Regions from separate parts of the Homo sapiens genome. Here region 2 is linked to region 1. A link is an interaction called in ENCODE POLR2A ChIA-PET data of the cell type or tissue named here. Cell type or tissue: B cell. All regions are shown on one strand. Each heading gives the region's core, and the rest is flanking DNA. Links, peaks and the distances in the headings are about the cores only. Region 1 overlaps PDS5A (PDS5 cohesin associated factor A). Region 2 overlaps PDS5A (PDS5 cohesin associated factor A).

The links. Peaks named below come from ENCODE experiments on the same cell type or tissue, not always from the same donor. Only the 100,000 strongest peaks of a DNase experiment are listed, where the experiment ranks them.
Region 2: POLR2A ChIA-PET joins it to region 1 with 6 read pairs; 8 of 35 experiments call an interaction of 5 or more read pairs at or near these places.

The regions. Positions count from the first base shown.
Region 1 is chr4:39,892,385-39,899,419 of GRCh38, forward strand. It overlaps PDS5A (PDS5 cohesin associated factor A), which reads right to left. Exons shown (of 33, transcript NM_001100399.2): 15 at 6,393-6,441; 16 at 6,005-6,144. Among named protein-coding and RNA genes, the nearest start is that of PDS5A, 82 kb to the right of the region's middle. In B cell, for the core only: no CTCF peak of the experiment used is centred there; no DNase peak of the experiment used is centred there; H3K27ac peaks cover 318 bases.
Region 2 is chr4:39,950,047-39,957,081 of GRCh38, forward strand. All of the region lies in intron 2 of PDS5A (PDS5 cohesin associated factor A), which reads right to left. Among named protein-coding and RNA genes, the nearest start is that of PDS5A, 24 kb to the right of the region's middle. In B cell, for the core only: no CTCF peak of the experiment used is centred there; no DNase peak of the experiment used is centred there; H3K27ac peaks cover 1,562 bases.

The DNA of each region.
Region 1 (7,035 bases), core at 941-4,940:
TCTTCTTCCCTAAAGCATCTCCTCTGATATCCAGTCAGCCAAACTGAAAATATAGCAGTCATTCTTCACACAATGGTCTAATTCCTATTCATCCTTTAAGACTCAACTTAGGAGTCACTTATTCTAGAAGAAGCCATTCCTGGACCTATTTCCACCCCTGCCTGGAATGAGTAATGCTTCTTTATTTTACCAAAGCACACAATTCAATGGAAATATTTGTCAGCCTCTGTCACTTATTCTGCAAGCTCCATGAGAAACCATGTATTATAAAATTTATTTAATCATGCAGTGAATTATAACAGTGTGTGCTTGATCAAGAAAGAAGATATTTGGACTTCTGAAGATATAATGCATATCCAGGTAACTAGGTAGAGGAGGGTTTTTAAAAGTGTAGTCCATAAACCACTCATGTTGAAACTTGGTTAAAAGATGGAGAGATTCATGATGCTACATCATAACCTATTTTAAAGATGCCTACTCTTTGTAAGGGTAAGACCTATAAAAATGACCATTTATTGAAACCCTGTAGGCAGTGCAGGGGGGCCCTGCATTAGGCCACATATAAAATTTCATTTTACATTATTCTTTTAAAAATTCTATGAGGTTGATAATATTTATAGGTGAAGAAAATGAATAAGGAGGCTTGAAAATACTGAGTAACTTACTAAAGGTCATACTGGTAGTAAACGATATTCAAACCAAGGACTGTTTCATTAAATGTCAAATAAACAAGCTTCCTGGAAAATATTAAAATTTGGGGACCACTCTCATGGGGAGGGGGGCAATGGAGCATAAACTATGACGCACAGCTGAAGCTATGGCAAGTATGTGGTCCTTCTCTAGGGTCAAGGTGTAGAAACCTAAAACCTGAATTCTAAAGGGAAAGTAAATCTATATATCACATTTCAATTCCACTGCTCACTCTCATTCATTATATCCCCCACCCCACACACAAATACACGTCTCTTTTGATAATCTTTGCTCAAAGTATGTTTGCTAAGATTTTTCAGAAATGGAACTTGGACAAAGAGGGAAGAAAATATTAGATTTCTATGCCTACTAACTCTCGTATCAAGTAATATCTACCTCTTGAGAAGTGAGATATGAAAATAAGGAGGTAGTGACAAATACGCATTAGGGTACAGAGAAGGAACTCTCAAGGATGGAATGCAAGCTACATAGAATGAGAGAAACTAAATTTTACATTTGCATTATTTTTCTTTATTCTTCTACATCAGAAAAGGAATGGGGATATTAGAGGAAATATGTAAATAATATTCAGTAGCCCATAGGGGAAAGGACAAACTCATAAAGGTACTCTAGCAGAGGTTTGTTTTCATGTGTGCCTAAGGGAGGTATTCTAAGTCCCACTTTACGTATGAGAACACATAGTTAAATAACATACTCAAGTCACACAATGCTAATATAAGAGCTAGGAAAGAAGGTATAATGAACTCATGCTCTTACCACTGCAAGTGCAGTATTCATTTCTACCTCACTGGTTCCTAATATCAAGAGCACTGATTGGCTATACTGTGTGGCTGTTGCAGTCACAGTGTTGGGATTACAACAGTGAGCCACCGCGCCCAGCCTTTTCAAGCTATTTCATTGTCTGATCTAATTATAATAGTAGATTCTCTGCAGGACACAGTACTCTGGAACTAGAATTCTAAATGCCAAAGAAGTCAATGAAACTTTTAAGCGTTTTCAGCAAATTACTCAGCTCAGAAGTACAAAGCTTATTGGGCATGGTGGATCATGCCTGTAATCCCACTACTTTGGGAGGCCAAGGTGGGTAGGATCACTTGAGTCCAAGAGTTCAAGACCAGCCTGGGCAACATGGTGAAATCTCATCTCTACTAAAAATACAAAAATTAGTCAGGCATGATGGCGCATGCCTGTAATCCCAGCTACTTGGGAGGCTGAGGCAGGAGGATCATTTGAGCCCTAGATGCAGAGGTTACGGTGAGCTGAGATTGTGTCATTACACTCCAGCCTGGGTGACAGAGCAAGACCCTATCTCAAAAAAAAAAGAAAAAAATAAGTAAGTAAATAAAATTTAAAAAAGAAGTGCAAAGGTTGAGGTTGTCTGGGCATTTGGCACATCCACATTCATAGCCCTGAGAGACAAGCCCACTCTTCTCTTCCCTAAATTGGTTTTCCTCCCCATGTCCTCCTAATTATTGGTATTTGTAATGGTATTCAGATCTCTATGCTGAATAAAAGATACATGTTCTATGCAGCTAGACCTCTCCACATATACATCTATTATAGTCCTTATCCTTTATAAGTTATTTTAAAACCATCAACTCTAATCCCTTCTAGAACAAAGTTAGACATATGTAATTGAAATTACATTTCTCTTATTTGTCTCTATAAGCCTGGTCCCAAGCATAGTACTTGACGTTTATGTCTAACATTGTGAGAAGGATTATTTATTTAAATCCAATAGGGCAGTGCAGGGCCCTTATACAGAGAAATACATACCCTCCCCCTGCCCACACACACAAAGAATTATCCATCACTCAATGGTGGAGACAGATTTTGAGAAATGTGTTGTTGGCCAGGCACGGTGGCTCACACCTGTAATCCCAGCACTTTGGGAGGCCGAGGCGGGCGGATCACGAGGTCAGGAGATCGAGATCATCCTGGCTAACATGGTGAAACCGCGTCTCTACTAAAAATACAAAAAATTAGCCGGGCGAGGTGGCAGGAGCCTGTAGTCCCAGCTACTCGGGAGGCTGAGGCAAGAGAACGCAGTGAGCCAAGATCGCGCCACTGCACTCCAGCTTGGGCGACAGTGAGACTCCGTCTCAAAAAAAAAAAAAAAAAAAAAAAGAGAAATGTGTTGTTAAGGCAATTTCATCATGTGAACATTAGAGTGCACGCACACAAACCTAAATGGTATAGCGTACTACTTCTATGCTACAAAATTGTACAGCATGTTACTATGCTAAATACTGTAGGGAACTGTAACACAGTGGTATTTGTGTATTTGAACATTATCTAAACACAGGGTAAAAATATAAAAGATAAAAACACAATATAAACCATATAATAAAAATGCCATATAAAAGATAAAAAACAGTACACCTACATATAGAGCACTTACCATAAATGAAGCTTACAGGACTGCAAGTTGATCTGGGTAAGTCAGTGAGTAAGTGGTGAGTGAATGTGAAGAAACAGGACATTACAGTACACTACTGTAGACTTTATAAACACTGTACACTTAGGCAGCACGATATTTAAACACTTTTTCTTTCTTCAATGATAAATTATCCTTAGCTTTTTGTAATATTTTTACTTGATGAACTTCAAGGGTTTGTTTTTGTTTGATTGTTTGTTTTTGAGACAGAGTCTCGCTCTGTCGCCCAGGCTGGAGTGCAGTGGCATGATCTCAGCTCATTACAAGCTCCGCCTCCCAGGTTCACACCATTCTCCTGCCTCAGCCTCCAGAGTAGCTGGGACTACAGGCGCCCGCCACCATGCTCAGCTAATTTTTTTTTTTTTGTATTTTTAGTAGAGACGGGGTCTCACCGTGTTAGCCAGGATGGTCTCGATCTCCCGACCTCATGATCTGCCAACCTCGGCCTCCCAAAGTGCTGGGATTACAGGTGTGAGCCACCACACCTGGCCCGGTTTTTTTTTTTTTTAGCTTTTAAAAAAATTTTTGGAGACAGGATCTTGTTCTGTCACCCAGGCTGGAATGCAGTGGTGTGACCATAGCTCACTGTAGGCTTAAAATCCTGGGCTCAAGTGATCCTCCCATCTTGGCCTCTGGAGTAGTCAGGACTACAGGTGTGCGCCACCATGTGCAGCTAGTTTTCTTTAATGTTTTGTAGAGGCGGGGGTTTTGATATATTGCCCAGGTTGGTCTCAAATTCCTGGCTTCAAGTGATCCTCCTGCCTAGGCCTCCCAAAGTGCTGAGATTACAGGTGTGAGCCAATGTACTGATCTTTTTTTTTTTTTTTTTTAGCTTTTTGACTCTTTTGTAGTAACACTTAGCTTAAAACACATTTTGTGTACAGCTGTACACAAAATGGTTTCTTTCCTTATATCCTTATTCTACTAGCTTCTTCCTATTAAAAATTTTTTTGGCTGCATGTGGTGGCTCACACCTGTAATCCCAATATTTTGTGGGGCTGAGGCAGGTAGGTTTCTTCAGCTCAGGAGTTCCAGACCAGCTTGGACAACATGGAGAAACCCTGTCTCTACAAAAAATAAAAAATTAGCTGGGCATGGTGGCATGTGCCTATAGTCCCAGCTACTCAGGAGATTGAAGGGAGAGGATCACGTGAACCCAGGAGGCTGAGGATGCAGTGGGCCATGATAACATCACTGAACTCCAGTCTGGGTGACAGAGCAAAACCCTGTTTAAAAAAAAAAAAAGAAAGTTTTAAAACTTTTTTTTGTGCAAAACTAAGATACAACCACATACAATAGCCTAGGCCTACGCCAGGTCAGGATCACCAAGATGTCACTAGGTGATAGGAATCCTTCAGTTCCGTTATAATCTTTTTTTTTTTTTAATGCTTTAAGTTATGGGATACATGTGCACAATGTGCAGGTTTGTTACACAGGTATACATGTGTCATGGTAGTTTGCTACACCCATCACCCTGAGTTCTGTTATAATATTATGGGACTCCCAAAATACATGTGGTCTTATCTTTGGCCAAAATGTTGTCATGCAGTATACCATTTTAGATACATCAAGAATCTTTTGCCTGGGTGTGTGGCTCATGCCTGTAACCCCAGCACTTTGGGAGGCCGAGGTGGGTGGATCACCTGAGGTAAGGAGTTCAAGATCAGCCTGGCCAACATGGTGAAAACCTACCTCTACTAATAATACAAAAAATTAGCCAGATGTGATGGCTCATGCCTGTAATCTCAGCTACTCGGAAGGCTGAGGCACAAGAATCGTCTGAACCCAGGAGGTGGAGGTTGCAGTGAGGTGAGATAATCACTTGAAGGAGTTTGAGACCACCCTGGGCAACACAGAGACAAAAATTTTTATTTTTTCCTTTTCTTGAGACAGTCTCATTCTGTCACTCAGGCTGGTGTGCAGTGGCATGATCTCGGCTCACTACAACCTCCACCTCCCGAGTTCAAGCAATTCTCCTGTCTCAGCCTCTTGAGTAGCTCAGATTACAGGCATGTACCACCACACCTGGCAAATTTCTGTATTTTTAGTAGAGATGGGGTTTCACCAAGTTGGCTAGGCTGGTCTCGAACTCCCAACCTCAGGTGATCCACACGCCTTGGACTCCCAAGGTGCTGGGATTACAGGTGTGAGCCAATGTGCATGGCCTCCAAAAAATTTAAAAACTTAGCTGGGTGTGGATGCGTGTGCCAATAGTTCTAGCTATTCAGAAGGCTGGGGTATAGGATCACATGAGCACAGGACTTTAACGCTGTAGTGAACTATGATTGTGCCACTGAACTCCAGCCTGGGTGACAAAAGCAAGACTATCTCAGGAAAAAAAAAAAAAAAGCTGAATAAATGAATGCATAAGTTTTCCCTCCTGATAGCTTTAAGAATATTGGTTTTAAATGAGTTCAAGAGAAGAATGAAGACAAAAGTCTAGATAGGAATTTACTTTATCTGTAAATGAAACCAGATATATGGCAATGTTACTACTACTAATTTATTGACGATTATTTCCATTCTAATACATGAAAGAAGAAAATGCACATGTACACAAGCATTCAGAAAATACTTATCATTACTCAATGAATGTCTACTAAGTTCAAAGTACTTTATCTTGTAAAATTCCTAAGACCAATCTCCCTGGCTTAGTTCTTTAGTTATTTTCCTGGAATGTGGCTGAGAGTGAATGGTAAATAGAGAATTAACTTGACAATAGATATACTCCAAAGTAATTCAGAGCTCACAATATTGTTACATTTACACAAATCACTGTATGTAAAACAGGCTTTAATAAAATACATATTTCTGTAAGTAAAGCTAGAGAAAAAGTGTGAAGTATGATTTACTAACCACACAAATATCTGCTTGTTTGCAAGAACAGGTTGGGCTAATTAATAACTCCAACTGAGACCGAAGTTTCTCATCATCGCCGAGAACCTGGTTAAATTTCTTCACAAAATCTTGTGCTTTCCCGGGGTCAGGCAAATTCTCTATAAAATTAAAAGAGAATCAATATTAGAGAAGGAAAAAAAAAAAACTATTCTACTAAGCTAAAAACAGGTGCCATCAAAATATTGCGGAGCCACTAAAAGAAAATCAGCCTAGCTGGTTCTTAGAAACAAAATTAAGATAAAGATTATTTTCTTTTACTTAACATTAAATCAGTAGTCCCACTGGGTAAATACTTTGTCTGCATTTACGTTTACTACATGTTTAGTGAGTAAATAAACATACTCACTTGCTATGGTCATCAGTTTTCCAAACATGGCAGAACAGTTAGCCTCTGACTGAAATTTAAAACAGAAACAAAAGAACAACTAGTCATATGTGTTAACAAATTTCCCTAACAAAAATCAATACTCATTACTGTACATTTTTCATGACGTTAAAAAATAAAGTTCATCACAGTCTGCTCAATGGAAAATGGTTTTACCACATATATACGCTAAACTAACAACAAAGAATTACATAGTAGCAACTATTAAGACAAATAGAAGGAAAGGAGATGTTGGGAGGAAGGTACTTAAAAACCCACAAGTATATAACTTTCACAGGAAAGTTACATTGCCAGAAGATTGAAAAAAGATCAATGAAGCAATCAACATATAAACTTATCATATCAGAATTACTATGAAACTACATGCCACAAAAAATTAACTAAAAATATAGAGAAGAAACTTTTTTTTCTGCAATAGAGTTCTGTTAGCTACTTTGTGGCCCGTTACTTAAATACCTTCAGGAAAACCTCCTTTCTAAAACGTACTTCCCTTTCCTGTATCCCATAAAACATTACTTATTAGTTTTCATTTATACTAAATTTGAATAATTTAGTTCAAAAGTTAGAAAACTATGCCCCCATGAGCTACCTGTTTTTGTTAGTA
Region 2 (7,035 bases), core at 1,177-5,176, 58 kb after region 1:
AGGCATGCGCCACCACGCTTGGCTTATTTTCTATGTTTTTAGTAGAGATGGGGTTTCTCCATGTTGGTCAGGCTGGTCTCAAACTCCCAAGTGATCCGCCCACCTCGGCCTCCCAAAGTGGCGGGATTACAGGTGTGAGCCACCGCACCCAGCCAATTGTACGTTTTAAATGGGTAAACTCTATGGTATGAGAATTATATCTCAACAAAGCTGTTTTTAAAAAAGAAAATTTAGGCCGGGCACGGTGGGTCTCACCTATAATCCCAGCTACTTAGAAGGCTGAGGCAGGAGAATCACTTGAACCCGGGAGGTGGAGATTGCAGTGAGCCGAGATCATGCCACTGTATACTTCAGCCTGGGTGACAGAGCAAGACTCTGTCTCAAAAAAACAAGTTAGAAATTATTAAGATGGCCAGGCACAGTGGCTCCCGCCTGTAATCTCAACACTTTGGAGGCCGAGGCAGGTGGATGAGGTCAGGAATTCAAGACCAGCCTGGGCAACATGGTGAAACCCCATCTCTACTAAAATAAATAAAATAGAATTTTGTTTGTTTTTGAGATGGAGTCTTGCTCTGTCGCCCAGACTGGAGTGCAGTGGCACCATCTCAGCTCACTGCAACCTCTACCAGGTCATGGGTTCAAAAGATTCTCCTGCCTCAGCCTCCCAAGTAGCTGGGACTACAGGTCTACGCTACCACACCAGGCTAACTTTTGTATTTTTAGTAGAGACAGGGTTTCGCCATGTTGGCCAGGCTGGTCTCCAACCCCTAACCTCAGGTAATCCACCAGCCTCGGCCTCTCAAAGTGCTGGTATTACTACAGGTGGGAGCCACTATGCCCACCCTGAATTTTTTTTTGGTTTTAATTTTTAAAATAGATAGGGTCTCCCCTCTGTGGACCAGGCTGGAATACAGTGGCACAATCATAGCTCACTGCAGCCTTGACCTCCTGGGCTCAAGCAATCCTCACATCATCCTCCCAAGTAGCTGGGACTACAGGAATGCATCACCATACTCAGCTTTTTTTTGTACAGCCAGGGCTTCACTATGTTGCCCAGGCTGGTCTCAAATTCCTGGGATCATGTGACCCTCATGCCTCAATCTCCCAAAGTGCTAGGATTACAGAAATAAACCACTCCATCTGGCCTCTGTTCTGCCTCTTAATGGATAGGTAATCTGAATTACTTAGTCTTTCTGTGACTACATAATGAGGACAGCAATATAATCTTGTAAGATTTGATATTTAGAGATGATAATTGCCAGATCTACTGTCTGGCATACATGGGGGCTGTGATAAATTAAATAACCATGTTTTATGAATTCTAAGGCTCAGATCTCTGAAATTGTGATGTGTCTCAAAATCAGCAGTTTTCCAATGAGAGACAGCCAGAAGCAATTGTAAGGAAACTACTGTTACTTGCACTTACACAAATTTCACTTTGAAAATCTTGTGCTGATAACAACTGATAACATCTAGAAAGCACAAGCATCAAATCTTGCAGCATTAAGTGTTAATGGCTCAGAAGAACATCTCAGCAACAACAGTTGGAGCACTCAAAAGAATTCTACATCACGCTGGGCAAGGTGGCTCACGCCTGTGATCCCAGCACTTTGGGAGGCCAAGGCGGGTGGATCACGAGGTCAGGAGATCTAGACCATCCTGGCTAACACGGTGAAACCCCTTCTCTACTAAAAATACAAAAAATTAGCCGGGCATGGTGGCAGGCGCCTGTAGTCCCAGCTACTCAGGAGGCTGAGGCAGGAGAATCGCCTGAACCCGGAAGGCAGAGGTTACAGTGAGCCAAGATCGCGCCACTGCACTCCAGCCTGGGTGACAGAGCAGAGTCTGTCTCAAAAAAAAAAAAAAAAAAAAAATCTGTATCACTAACACTACTGGTGATGACAACACTGTGTGGAAAAACACAAGCATCAATTACTAGTTTTAACAAAAAAGATCACAAGGGTCAAACTATGAATGTGAATGTAGGAATAACAACCAATTGTCCAGGCACGGTGGCTCATGCCTGTAATCCCAGAACTTTGGGAGGCAGAGGTGGGCGGATTACCTGAGTTCAGGAGTTCGAGACCAGCATGGCCAACATTGTGAAACCCTGTCTCTACTAAAAATACAAAAAAACAGCCGGGTATGGTGGCATGTGCCTGTAGTCCCAGCTACTCAGGAGGCCGAGGCAGGAGAACTGCTTGAACCCGGGAAGCGGAGGTTGCAGTGAGCTGATATCATGCCACTGCACTCCAGTATGGGCCACAGAGTGAGACTCCGTCTCAAAACAAAACAAAAACCAATTATTTCAATTTTATTTTCCTTTACATATGTAAGAAGGTGATGTGGAAAAAATTTGTCTAAATGAGTTAATTATAGGAGCTCTTTCAGCAAGTATAAAATTAAAATTTTGTAAGTGTTAAAAATCACCAGATCATAATTTGTTAATCTTTTTTTTTTCTAATGATGGGCTCATAGTCATCAAATTCCTTGGTCTTTCTATCCTATCACTCAGGACAGCCAGCTTAATAGTAAAGTGGAATAGCTTACTGTGATAATACCAGCTGAAAGATAACGCGCTGAGAAGATGAGGTGCTTACTTATTTTATAACATGTGATACATTACCTAAATCAGTGACCAATAAATTGTCACTTGTCCCACAGTACACAGATCTGGAATTTTTTTTTTTTTTTTTTTTGAGACTGAGTTTTGCTCTTGTCACCCATGCTGGAATGCAATGGCATGATCTCAGCTCACTGCAACCTCTGCCTCCCGGGTTCAAATGACTCTCCTGCCTCAGCCTCCGAAGTAGCTTGGATTACAAGTGCCCACCACCATGCTTGGCTAATTTTTGTATTTTTAGTAGAGTCAGGGTTTTGCCATGTTGGCTAGGCTGGTCTGGAACTCCTGACTTTAGGTTATCTGCCAGCCTTGGCCTCCCAAAGTGCTGGGATTACAGGCATGAGCCACCACGTCAGTCCAGATCTGGAAATTAAAAGATTGAATCAGAGTGCCCCCTCTCATTATCATACCTAATAACCTACTCAAAAAACATTTTTTCCTCCATCCTTAAAACGCTTGGTCAGCTGGTTTAGAGGTCTTGGTTTCTTGGTTTAGAGGTCTTGGAATACTTCTACCTTAGGACACAACAACCGCTCCACTACAGTGAAGCTGAGTTTGTCACTTGACCATTTTGAGCTCATGCCAACTGAAACAACAGTTAAAGAACAGTTTCACCGTGGCTGGGGTAACTGATCTCAACTATTGTGAGAAACCTAGGTTGTTGGTATGAAATAAGGGCAGGGGGAACTATTTCTGGAGCTCATCAGGTGATCCAGGGCAGTGTTTTTCAAACCATCAATGGTGAAGAATCAGTTTTTTTTTTTTTTTTCATTCCAACACACTGGGAGTGGTGGCTCACAACTGTAATCCCAGCACTTTGGGAGGCTAAGATGGGAGGATCGCTTGAGCCCAAAAGTTTAAGACCAGCCTGGAAAACATAGTGAGACCTTGTCTCTACTAAAAATTTAAATTGTAGCTGGGTGTAGTGACACATGCCTGTAGTGTCAACTACTCAGGAGGCTGGGGCAGGAGGATCGCTTGAGCTGGGAAGTCAAGCCTGCAGTGAGCCATGATCGTACCACTGCACTCCAGCCTAGGCCACAGAGCGAGAACCTGTCTCAAAAGAATAAGTAAAGTAAAATTCCAACACATTTGTAAAATATAAAACACTGAAATGCACTTAGACGTTCGTAATCAATAGCAAATGACCTATAAATGTTTCTGTTTACTCTCAATTTCTGCATTTGTCCTATTGTGAACTGACACCACACTCTCAATAGCCAAAGCACAATATGCAATATTAAAAGTTCATGGGAAACTTCAGTGTCCTAATGAAGTCAGAATGCCTTGGAATGAAGTTTTCATACAATCTACCAAGTTAAAAACAAAACAAAACCCAATAGGCCCCAACTGAGGTACTAAGTGAAGGAAAAAGAAACAATGGGATGAGGCAGGGCATGGTGGCCCACGCCTGTAATCTCAGCACTTTGGGAGGCCGAGGTGGGAGGACTGCTAGAGCCTAGGAGTTTGACAGCATCCTGGACAACATAGTGAGGCTCTATCTCTACGGAGAAAAAAAAACAAACAAACAGAAAAAGAAATTAGCTGGGCAGGGTGGCATGTGCCTGTAGTCCCAGTTACTTAGGAGGCTGAGGTGGGAGGATTGCTTGAGCCCAGGAGTTTGAGGCTGCAATGAGCCATGACGGTGCCACTGCACCTCAGCCTTGGTGACAGAGCGAGACCCTGTCTCTTAAAAAAACAAAACATGCCACGATCTCAGCTCACTGCAACCTCCACCTCCCAGGTTCAAGCGAGTCTCCTGCCTCGGCCTCCTGAGTAGCTGGGATTACGGGCATGTGCCACCACCCTCGGCTAATTTTTGTATTATTTTAGTAGAGGTGGGGTTTCACCATGATGGCCAGGCTGGTCTTGAACTCCTGACCTCAGGTGATCCACCCGCCTTGGCCTCTCAAAGTGCTGGGATTACAGGTGTTAGCCACCGTGCCCAGCCTGAAATACATTGTCAAGACATAAATAAGTACCCATTGTCAAGAGATAAGTAAAAAAAAAAAAAAAAAAAAAAAAAAACAGAAACAGAGGTGGACCAAACGCTAAAGCTATCAGACAGAGACGTTAAAATAACTATGAGGCCAGGCAGAGAGCCTCATGCCTGTTAATAGGCATGAACACTTTGGGAGGCTGAGGCAGGAGGATCACGTGAGTCCAGGAGTTTGAGACCTGGGCAACATGACAAACCCCGTGTCTACAAACAATACAAAAATTAGCTAGGCGTGGTAGCACATGCCTGTAGTCTCTACTACTTGGGAGGCTGAGATGGGAGGATGGCTTGAACCCAGGAGGTGGAGGCAGCAGTGAGCCATGATCATGAAACTGAACGCCAGCCAGCCTGGGTGACAGAGCGAGACCCTGTCACAAACAAAAAATATAAATAAATAAATAAAGCATGCTGATTATCATCAGGATTTAAAGTAAATCAGCACTTAGAGCTCACCCTGGCCAAACAAGAAAAGCCAAAATTAGGAATATTAAAGGACAATATGCTAAATCTAACTTAGAGTTTAAACCAAGAGCATTACATGAATAGAACATTTGGGATTTACCATGCTGAAAAATATACAAGGAAACAATACACGAATATGGACTTTGAGTGATAATGTTGTGATGTTGGTTTAGAAATATAGCACTCTAGGGCCGGGCGTGGTGGCTCAAACCTGTAATCCCAGCACTTTGGGAGGCTGAGGTGGGCAGATCACCTGAAATCAGGAGTTCGAGACCAGCCTGACCAACATGGTGAAACCCCGTCTCTACCAAAAATACAAAAAATTACCCAGGTGTCGTGGCGGATGCTTGTAATCCCAGCTTGGGAGGCTGAGGTGGGAGAACTGCTTGAACCCGGGGGAGCGGAGGTTGCAGTGAGCTGAGATCATGCTACTGTGCTCCAGCCCGGGTGACAGAGCGAGACTCTGTCATAAAAAAACAACAACAAAACAAACAAATGTACCACTCTGGAAGGTGACTGAGGGGAGGCATTACTGTGGGAGGCATGTGTGACTGGGGAGGGGAAGTCTTCCTGGGGGACGGGAGTGTTACTGAGGAGTGAGTCCAGGGGGTTTGTTGGGAATACTCTGTACATTCCAGCAATTTGGCTGTGAACCTAAAACTGCCCTAAAAAAAAAAGTCTGTTTAAAAATTTGAACAGTTAAGGCCGGTGTGGTGGTTCACACCTGTAATCACAGCACTTTGGGGGGCCAAGGCAGGTGGATTACCTGAGGTCAGGAGTTCGAGACCAGCCTGGCCAACATGGCGAAACCCCATCTCTACTAAAAATACAAAAATTAGCCAGACATGGTGGTGGCACACACCTGTAGTCCCAGCTGCTCGGGAGGCTGACGTGGGAGGATTGCTTGAACATGGGAGGCAGAGGTTGCAGTGAGCTGCGATCTCGCCACTGCACTCCAGCTTAAGAAACAGACTGAGACTGCCTCTCAAAAAAAAAAAAGAACAATTTTAAAAAACAGTATAAGAAAAACGTATAGAACAATTGAGATAGCAGCAGTGGATTACAGTATTAAACATTTGGCAGGGTGCGATGGCTCACACCTGTAATCCCAGCACTTTTGGGAGGCTATGGCAGGCAAATCACTTGAGATCAAGAGTTGGAGACTAGCCCGGCCAACATGCTGAAACCCTATGTTTACCAAAAAATACAAAAATTAGCCAGGTATGGTGGCTCATGCCTGTAGTCCCAGCTACTTGGGAGGCTGAGGTGGGAGGATCGCTTGAACCCAGGAGGCAGAAGTTGCAGTGAGCCAAGATTGCGCCACTGCACTCTAGCCTGGGTGACAGAGCGAGACTGTCTCAAAAAAAAAAAAAAAAAAAGTCTGATAAAATATCAAGGAAATATGAGAACTGAACACAGCAAACAAAGCTATACAACATTATTTCAAAAACATCTAAAGACAATTTTATTTTATTACTACCTGGTTTTTACCCTTTCTTCAAAGCTTTATAGGTATATGCTTCAAGAAGAAAGACAGATTTTCTTACTTTTTTTTTTTTGGAGACAGGTTCTCACTCTGTCACCCAGGCTGGAGTGCTGCGGCACAATTATGGTTCACTGTACACTTAATCTCCTTGGCTTAAACAATCCTCCTGCCTCAGCCTCCAGAGTGGGCAGGACTATAGGCGCCTGCACCACATCCAGCTAATTTTTGTATTTTTTGTAGAGAAGAGGTTTTGCCATGTTGCCCGCGCTAGTCTCAAACTCCTGGCCTCAAGTGATCTGCCTTGCCTCAGCCTCCCAAAGTGCTGGGATTACAGGCGTGAGCCACCTCACCCAGCCAAAAGACATTTTCTAAATAACTTCTGCCAGAAACAAAGTATTCTCTTTATCTACACTGACTCAATCTTCATGAATCTTAGGAAAAATTTTTATTCAATGATTTTCTTTT